Regions from separate parts of the Homo sapiens genome. Here region 2 is linked to region 1. A link is a loop called in an ENCODE intact Hi-C map of the cell type or tissue named here. Cell type or tissue: adrenal gland. All regions are shown on one strand. Links, peaks and the distances in the headings refer to the core of each region. The heading gives the core; the rest is flanking DNA.

Region 1 (4,383 bases), core at 82-4,081:
GATCTCGAGGACAGGTCGGCCTGCGTGCTCCTGGGCTGCTCTCTCACCCGAGGGTCCTTCTCATCCAGAGCAGAACCCCGAAGCCTCAGGGGTTGCGTGGGGGTGTGTGTTTCAATGCCTCTGCTGTATGACTCTGTGTGTGTCTCCCATTCTGTCTTCTCTCTCTACCTCTCAGTCTCTGTGTGTTTCTTTCCCTCTCTCTGTGGGTTTGTGTGTGTGTGACCGAGTGCGTGTGTGTCTTTGGCCGAATGTGCCCTGTGCGCCACAAAGCGGTTTCTTGCATGGCGGCCTGTCTTTGGTGAGCCTCTTTCTGCATCTCTGTCTTGCTCATGAGGCCGGTTGTCAATCGTTTTCACGGCCGCGGATCCGCTTTGGGTGTGTGAAGGCCTGGCCCACGTGAGGAGATGCGTCGGTCCCGGAGCAATTGAAATCTCATCCCCATCCTGAGCGGCCTCTCTCCTAGGACCAAGATGAACACACTGCAGCCGAGGACAAGAGCCCCATAGGAGCTCTTTGTCCGACAGGAGAGCAGAGGTCCCACGTCAGAGAAGATGCTTGTATCTTTTCACGGCTCTTCTCTGAGAAATGAAGCCACACCACGCTACGGTCTGCAAGAGGAAGCCGGGAATGGGAGATGGCAACAATCCCTGTCACTGGAACGCTGGCCTCTCTGGAAAAGCCACGCTTTTGGAACCCCTCCCCTTATGCCCATGGAGGTGGCACGGTGCTATACGCTGCCTGGGCTCCGGCCTCTGCTCTCTCCTCCCTCTCGCTCTGCCTCCCCTGTTTCTCAGGGGCCTGGATGCCTCTCGCTCTCGCCAAATGTCTTCAGCAAAGATGACTTCCCAGTCCGTCAGGGAGACACTACCTGGAGATCCGTGTCATGACTGTTTCTCTCTCCAAACGTGTTTCTGCTGGATTGGGCAGGTCTCATGACCCTGGAGCTCTTGACTTCCATACATGTCTCAGGCAGGGAAGCTTCCTTCTTCTCCACGTTTCCCCTCATGGGTGGGTGGATTGCCTAGAAAGAGCGCTAGGCGACCGTGACTGGCCTTGTCTTCCAGGACAGGTGGTGTCGCATTTCCTCTGCGCTTCCTGTCTCATTCTTGAGGGACATCCTCTTCTCTGCTCCTGGGTGGACTGACTCCCATGACCTTCTGTCCGAAACGAATGTCAGGGAACCAAAGGGACTGGGCTGGGGCTGGGGCTGGGGCTGAGTGTAGCCGAAGTTCCGTCAGGGCTACCAGGGTGGTGGAGGGTTAGAGGTGGGGCGAATTTTGCAGAAACCTCTTTGCTCCTCTGCTAGGCATTTGAAAACATGGCTTGGGTCAGGCACACGCCCCCTGCCACCCCCCGGGTCCCAGGTGTTCTTCGATTTTCCTTGGCATTGTGGGAAAGTTCACTCGTTCCACCCTTCCACCGGCACATGCCTGGACACCACCGTTTCTTTCGCCATCGCTCCGTATGCCTCCGGTGACACACATTCACACCATCTGCTGTGGGATACGCCAGTGCCACGCGTGGTCACATGGTCTCCACATCGGATTTGCCCTGGTTCCTGCCTGCAAGTGTCCTGTAAAGCATGGTGGGCTTTCCGGAGCACCAGGGCTTTTAGAAGCTGGGCAGGCCACTGCTCTTTCAAAGGAGGAGGGAGGCAGAGGGCTGATGGATCAGTGAATTTGCAGCTGACACTAGGCCTTGAGACCTATGGGATCATTCTGTGCTGCAGCGAGGCCCTGCCTGCCTCACCAGATGTGGCGAGCCCATCCTATCTCACTCGGAGTGGGCCAAAATGGGATCTGAAGGGGAGTCCTGAGAACACAGCAGGCGTCCTGAAGCTCCCCCTTCCTCCCAAGGTGGAAGTCAGCTCAAGGAGGTCCTGGGGACAGGACACCTGGGGGTTTGGCCCTGGGACAGGACAAGACACCCGCGGTCGCCTCTCCCACGCCGCCCCAAACTGGAGCCCGGATCCAGCCGCTGCGCAGCGGTGGCATTATTTAAAGAGGACGCAGCCTGCCTGCCAGGAGCGGAGAGCGAGTCGGCCCAGCCAATGCGCATGCGTGAGGTGCGAGCGGCTTCTCCCGTCACAGTGCTTCCCACAGTTGTCTTAGAAACCAGTCTCTGAGGCTCGGCAAAGCAGGAGCCCTCTGTGCCAGTGCTTGTGTGTCGGGGCTCTGAGGCTCCGGCCTGACCTCTCCACGGGGTCGACGGGAAGGTTTCCGGATGCCAGGAGTCGCAAAGGGCCGACCAGGATGAGGAAACCCCAGGCGGAGTCCTGGGGAAGCAGCACGGCATCCCAGCCTCAGGCCTGCCGGGATGGTGTTGGTTGGGTTGAGTCTCCCCAAAAGTCGTGCCGCCGTCAGAGATCTCGAAGACAGGTTGGAATGCGTGCCCCTAGGGTGCTCTCTCACCAGAGGGTCGACAGCAGAACCCCGCAGCCTCAGGGGTTGCCTGGGGGTGTGTGTTTTCATGCCTCTGCTGTATGACTCTGTGTGTGTGTCTGTGTGTGTGTGTGTGTGTGTGTGTGTGTGTATCTGTGTGTCTGTGTGTGTGTCTCCCATTCTCTCTTCTCTCTCTGTCTCTCAATCTCTGTGAGTTTCTTTCCCTCTCTCTGTGGGTTTGTGTGTGTGTGCCCGTGTCCATGTGTGTCTTTGGCCGAATGTGCCCTGTGTGCCACAAAGCGGTTTCTCGCATGGCGGCCTGTCTTTGGTGAGCCTCTTTCTGCATCTTTGCCTGGGTCATGAGGCCGGTTGTCAATCGTTTTCGCGGCCGCGGATCCGCTTTGGGTGTGTGAAGGCCTGGCCCACGTGAGGAGATGCGTCGGTCCTGGAGCAATTGAAATCTCATCCTCATCCTGAGCAGCCTCTTTTCTAGCATCAAGATGAAAACACTGCAGCTGAGGACAAGAGCCCCACAGGAGCTCTTTGTCCCACAGGAGAGCAGCGGACCCACGTCAGAGAAGATGCTTGTATCTTTTCACGGCTCTTCTCTGAGAAATGAAGCCATAGCACGATACAGTCTGCAAGAGGAAGCCGGGAATGGGAGATGGCAACAATCCCTGTCACTGGATCGCTGGTTTCTCTGGACAAGCCACGCTTTTGGATCCCCTCCCCTTATGCCTGTGGCGGTGGCACCGTGCTGTTTCCTGCCTGGGCTCCGGCCTCTGCTCTCTCCTTCTTCTTGCTCTGTCCTGCCTCTGCTCTGTCCTCCCTCTTGCTCCTTCTGCTCTGTCCTCCCTCTTGCTCTGTCTCCCCTGTCCTAGATGCCTCTCTCTCTGGCCACATGTCTTCCCTGTCCATCAGGGACTTCCCAGTCCGTGACTTCCCAGTCTGTCAGGGAGACATTTCCTGGAGATCCCTGTTATGATTGTTTCTCTCTCCAAACCTGTTTCTGCTTGATTGGGCAGATCTCGTGACCGTGGAGCTCTTTGCTCCCATAAGTGTCTCAGACAGGAAAGCTTGCTTGTTCTCCATGTTTCCCTTCATGGGTGCGTGGATTGCCTAGAAGGAGCGCTAGGCGACCGTGACTGGCCTTGTCTTCAAGAACAGGTAGTGTCCCATTTCCTCTGCAATTCCTGTCTCATTGTTGAGGGACACCTCTCCTCTGCTTCTGGGTGGACTGTCTCCCTGGATCTTTTGCCCGTAACGAAAGTCAGGGAACCAAGGTGACTGGGCTGGGTCTGGGGCTGGGGCTGGGGCTGTTGCTGGTGCTGGGGCTGGGGCTTGGTGCAGGGGAGGTTGTGTGAGGGCTACCTGGGCGGTGGAGCTTTGGCCTTGGGGTGAATTTTGCAGAAACCTATTTGTTGCTCTGGCAGGAATTTCAAATTTTGGATCCGGTCAGTCACAAGCCGCCTCCTGTTTCCCAAGTGTTCTTTAATTTTTCATTGCTGTGATGGAAATGTCACTTGACCCTCCCTTCCACCGGGCACATGCCTAGACAGCATCGTTTGTTTCGCCGTCGCCCCACATTCCTCTGGTTACACACATTCAAGCCATCTGCTGTGGGATTGGTCAGTGCCACACGTCAACGCATGGTCTCCACCTGGGATTCGCCCCTGTTCCTGTTTGCACGTGTCCTGTAAATTGCGATTGGCTTCCAGAGCCCCAGGGCTTTTAGAAGCCCGGCAGGCCAGTGTTCTTTAAAAGGAGAAGGGAGGCAGAGGGCTGATGGATCAGTGAAATTTCAGCTGACAGCATGCCTTGAGACCCATGGGATCATTGTGTGCTGCAGCGAGGCCCTGCCTGCCTCACCAGATGTGGTGAGCCCATCCTATCTCACTCGGTGGGGGCCAAAATCAGATCTGAAGGGGAGTCCTGAGAACACAGCAGGCGTCCTGAAGCTCCCCCTCCCTCCCTCGGTGGAAGTCGGCTCAAGGAGTTTCTG
Region 2 (4,383 bases), core at 224-4,223, 120 kb before region 1:
ACAGAATGTTCCCATGGGCCTCAAATCATGGTGTCAGCTGAAATTTCACTGACCCATGAGCTGTCTGCCTCCCTCCTCCATTGAAAGAGCAGTGGCCCGCCCCACTTTTAAAAGCCCTGGGGCTCCTGCAAGCTGATACCGCTTTCCAGGACAAGTGCAAACAGGGACAGAGGCGATTCCCAGGTGGAGCCAAGGCGACCACGTGTGGCACTGGCGTATACCAGAGCAGATGGTATGGATGTGTGTCACTGAGGGCATATGGGGCAATGGCAAAACAAGCAATGGTGTCCAGGCATGTGCCCGGCTGAAGGGGAGCACAAGTGACCTTTCCATCAATGCCAACCAAAATCAAAGAACACCTCAGATCTAAGACGCGGCCAAAAGATTCAGGGAGTCCGTCCACCCAGGAGCAGAGGAGAGGATGTCCCTCAAGAATGAGACAGGAGATGCAGAGGACATGTTTCACCACGCCTGTCCTAGAAGACAAGGCCGGTCACGGTCGCTTACCGTTGCTTCTAGGCAATCCACCTACACATGAGGTGAAACATGGAGACCAAGGTAGCTTCCCTGTCTGAGACACGCATGGAAGCCAAGAGCTCCAGGGACATCAAACCTGCCCAATCAAGCAGAAACAGGTTTGGAGAGAGACACAATCATGACACGGATCTCCAGGAAGTGTCTCCCTGACGGACAGGGAAATGATCTTTGTTGAAGACATTCAGCCAGAGCAAGAGGCATCTAGGCGGCTGAGAAACAGGGGAGACAGAGCAAGAGGGAAGGCAGGGCAGAGGCCAGAGCTCAGGCAGGATACAGCACCGTGCCACCTCCACGAGCATAAGAGGAGGGGGGCCAGAAGTGTGGCTTGTCCAGAGAGGCCAGCGTTCCAGTGACAGGGATTGCCAACTCCCATTTCCGGATTCCTCTTCAAGACTCTATCGTGATGTGGCTTCATTGCTCACAGAAGACCCGGGAAAAGATACAACCTCATTTCTGACGTGGGTCCACTCCTCTCCTGCAAAACAATGAGCTCCTGTGGGGCTTTCGTCCTTGGCTGCAGTGTGGTCATCTTGATCCTAAAAATGAGGCCGCTCAGGATGAGGATGAGATTTCAATTGCTCCGGGACCAACGCATCTCCTCACGCGGTCGAAGCCTTCACACAGCCAAAGTGGTACCAGGGTGAAAACGATTGACAGCCAGCCACAGGACCCAGGCAGAGACACAGAAAGAGGCTCACCAAAGAAAGGCTGACATGCGAGAAATCGCTTTTTGGCGCACAGGGCACATTCGTCCAAAGACACACTCGCACACGGGCACACACACACAAATGGACAGAGAGAGGGAAAGAAACACACAGAGAGTGAGAGACAGAGACAGAAGAGAGAATGGGAGACACACACACACACACACACACACAGAGTCATACAGCAGTGGCACAGAAACACACACCCCCAGGCAACACCTGAGGCTGCGGGGTTCTGCTCTGGATGAGAACGACCCTCGGGTGAGAGAGCAGCCCAGGGGCACGCAAGCCGACCTGTCCTTGAGATCCCGGGGGCACGACTTTTGGGGAGACTCACCCGAACACCGTCCGGGCAGGCCTGAGGCTGGGATGCCTTGCTGCTTCCCCTGGACTCCGCCCGTGGTCTCATCGTCGTGGTCGGCTCTTTGCGACTCCTGGCATCTGGAGACGTTCCTGTCGACCCCGTGGAGCGGTCAGGCCGGAACCTCGGAGTCCCGACACCCAAGCACTGCCAAGGAGAACTGCTTTGCCAAGCCTCGGAGACTGGTTTCTAAGACAACCGTGGGAACCACTGTGATGGGAGAATCCGCTCACGCCTCGCGCATGCGCATTGGTTGGGCCGACTAACGCTCTGCTCCTGGCAGTGGGGCTGCGTCCCCTTTAAATAAGGCCGTGGCTGCGCAGCAGCAGGGGGGCTCCTCCTGCAGCCTTGGCAGAGGCTGGATCTGGGGTCCCGTTTGGGGCCGCGTGGGAGAGGGGGCCGCAGATGTCCTGGCCCAGGGCCAAACCCCCAGGAGTCCAGTCTTCAGGACCTCCTTGAGCCGACTTCCACCGATGGACGGGGAGCTTCAGGGTGCCTGCTAGGTTCTCAGAACTCCCCTTCAGATCCGATTTTGGACCCCTCTGGGTGAGAAAGGATGGGTTCACCACATCTGGTGAGGCAGGCAGGGCCTCCCTGCAGCACAGAATGATCACATGGGCCTCAACGCGTGGTGTCAGCTGAAAATTCACTGATCCCTGAGCCCTCTGCCTCCCTCCCCCTTTGAAAGAGCAGTGGCCTGCCCCGCTTCTAAAAGCCCTGAGTCTCCTCCAAGCTGACACTGCTTTTCAGGACACGTGCAAACAAAGACAGAGGCGATTCCGAGGTGAGGCCAATGCGACCAAGCGTGGCACTGGCGTATCCCAGAGCAGATGGTGTGAATGTGTGTCACCGGAGGCATATGGGGCGATGGCAAAACCAACAATGGTGTCCAGGCATGTGTCCGGTGGAAGGAGGGATCAAGTGACCTTTCCATCGATGCCAAGGAAAATCAAAGAACAACTGGGAACCAGGAGGGGGCCTGTGCCTGAGTCCAAGCCACATTTTGAAATGCCTGCCAGAGGATTAAAGAGGTTTCTGCAAAATTCACCCCACCCCCAACCCTCCACGGCCCAGGTAGCCCTGACCCAACCTCCCCTGCAACCAGCCCCAGCCCCAGATCCAGACCCAGCTCCAGCCCCAGCCCAGTCCCTTTGGTTCCTTTCCCCGATATTCTTTACCATCAAAAGATCCAGGGAGTCAGTCCACCCAGGAGCAGAGGAGAGGATGTCTCTCACAAATGAGACATGAAGTGCAGAGGAAATGGGACACCACCTGTCCTAGAAGACAAGGCCTGTCACGGTCGCCTAGTGCTCATTCCAGGCAATCCACCCACCCATGAGGTGAAACACGGAGAGGAAGGAAGCTTCCCTGTCTGAGACAAGTGTGGAAGCCAAGAGCTCCAGGGTCGTCAATCCTGCCCTATCAAGCAGAAACAGGTTGAAAGAGAGAAACAATCACGACAGGGATCTCCAGGAAGTGTCTCCCTGACGGCCTGGGATGTGATCATTGTTGAAGACATTCAGCCAGAGCAAGAGGCATGTAGGCCCCTCAGAAGCAGGGGAGACAGGGCAAGAGGAGGGACAAAGCAGAGGCCAAAGCCCAGGCAGGATACAGCACTGTGCCACTGTCACGGGCATGAGGGGAGGGGTGCCAAAAAGGTGGCTTTTCCAGAAAGGCCAGCTTCCCAGTGACTATCTGTGAAAATGCCTTGTGATGTGTGGGTTATCCCTCAGAGTTAAACATTTGTTTTGACTTAGCATTTTGGAAACACTCTTTTTCAAGGATCAATGAAGGGATATTTTGAAGCCCATGGATGAGTGTATTGATAAACTAAATATCCCACCATAGAAACTATCAACAAATTATTAGTGAAAATGCTCTGTGTTGTGTGGATTCATCTCACAGAGTTAAACTTTTGTTTTTATTCTGCAGGTTTCAAACATTCTTTTGTAGAATCTACAAAGGAACATTTCAGAGCCCACTGAGGCCTATAGTGAAACCTGAATATCTTGTGATAAAAGCTAGAAATGAGCTATCTGTGAAAATGTTTGTTATGTGTGAATTTATCTCATAGAGTTATACCTATGTTTATATACAGCAGGTTGGAAACATTCTTTTAGTAGAATCTAAAATAAGAAATTTCTGAGTCCTTGAGGCCTATTATAAAAAAACGAATATCCCTGATAAAAACTGACAACAAATTATCTGTGAAAATGCTTTGAGATGTGTGGATTCATCTCGCAGAGTTAAACCCTTGTTTTGGTTCAGAAGGTTGAAAACACTCTTTTTGTAATATCTATGAAGGGAAATTTTGGAGCCCATAGAGGCCTATACCAAAAACCAAATATCCCAGGATAAAAACTAGAAACAAGCTATGTGTGAAAATGTTTTGCAATGTTTAGAATCATCTCACAGAGTTAAACCTTGTTTTGATTGGGCAGGTTGGAAACATTCTTTTTGTAGAATAAAGGAAGGGACATTTTGGAGCTCATTGAGGTCAATAGTGAAAAACCACATATGCCATGATAAAAACTAGAACAAGCTATCTGTAAAAATGTTTTGCAATGTGTGGTTTCATCTCACAGAGTTTAACCTTTATTTTGACTTAGCAGGTTGGAAACACTATTTTTCTAGAATCTGCAAGGGGTCATTTCAAACCCAATGAGGTCTGTAGTAAAAAACTGAATATCCCACGATGAAAACTAGATACTAGCTATCTGTGAAAATGCTTTGCAACGTGTGGATTCATCTAACAGAGTTGAATGTTAGTTTTGATTCAGC

What was found. Hi-C counts contacts between places; a loop is a spot of excess contacts. Peaks named below come from ENCODE experiments on the same cell type or tissue, not always from the same donor. Only the 100,000 strongest peaks of a DNase experiment are listed, where the experiment ranks them.
Region 2: a loop joins it to region 1, with 8 times the contacts of the local background. A loop is called at or near these places in 1 of 110 quality-filtered maps.

Annotation. Positions count from the first base shown.
Region 1 is chr20:25,863,541-25,867,923 of GRCh38, reverse strand. No RefSeq gene overlaps it. Among named protein-coding and RNA genes, the nearest start is that of FAM182B, 70 kb to the right of the region's middle. In adrenal gland, for the core only: no CTCF peak of the experiment used is centred there; DNase peaks (open chromatin) are centred at 203, 1,403, 2,043, 2,653 and 1 weaker place; H3K4me3 peaks cover 782 bases.
Region 2 is chr20:25,982,591-25,986,973 of GRCh38, reverse strand. No RefSeq gene overlaps it. Among named protein-coding and RNA genes, the nearest start is that of LINC01733, 29 kb to the right of the region's middle. In adrenal gland, for the core only: no CTCF peak of the experiment used is centred there; a DNase peak (open chromatin) is centred at 1,893; H3K4me3 peaks cover 685 bases.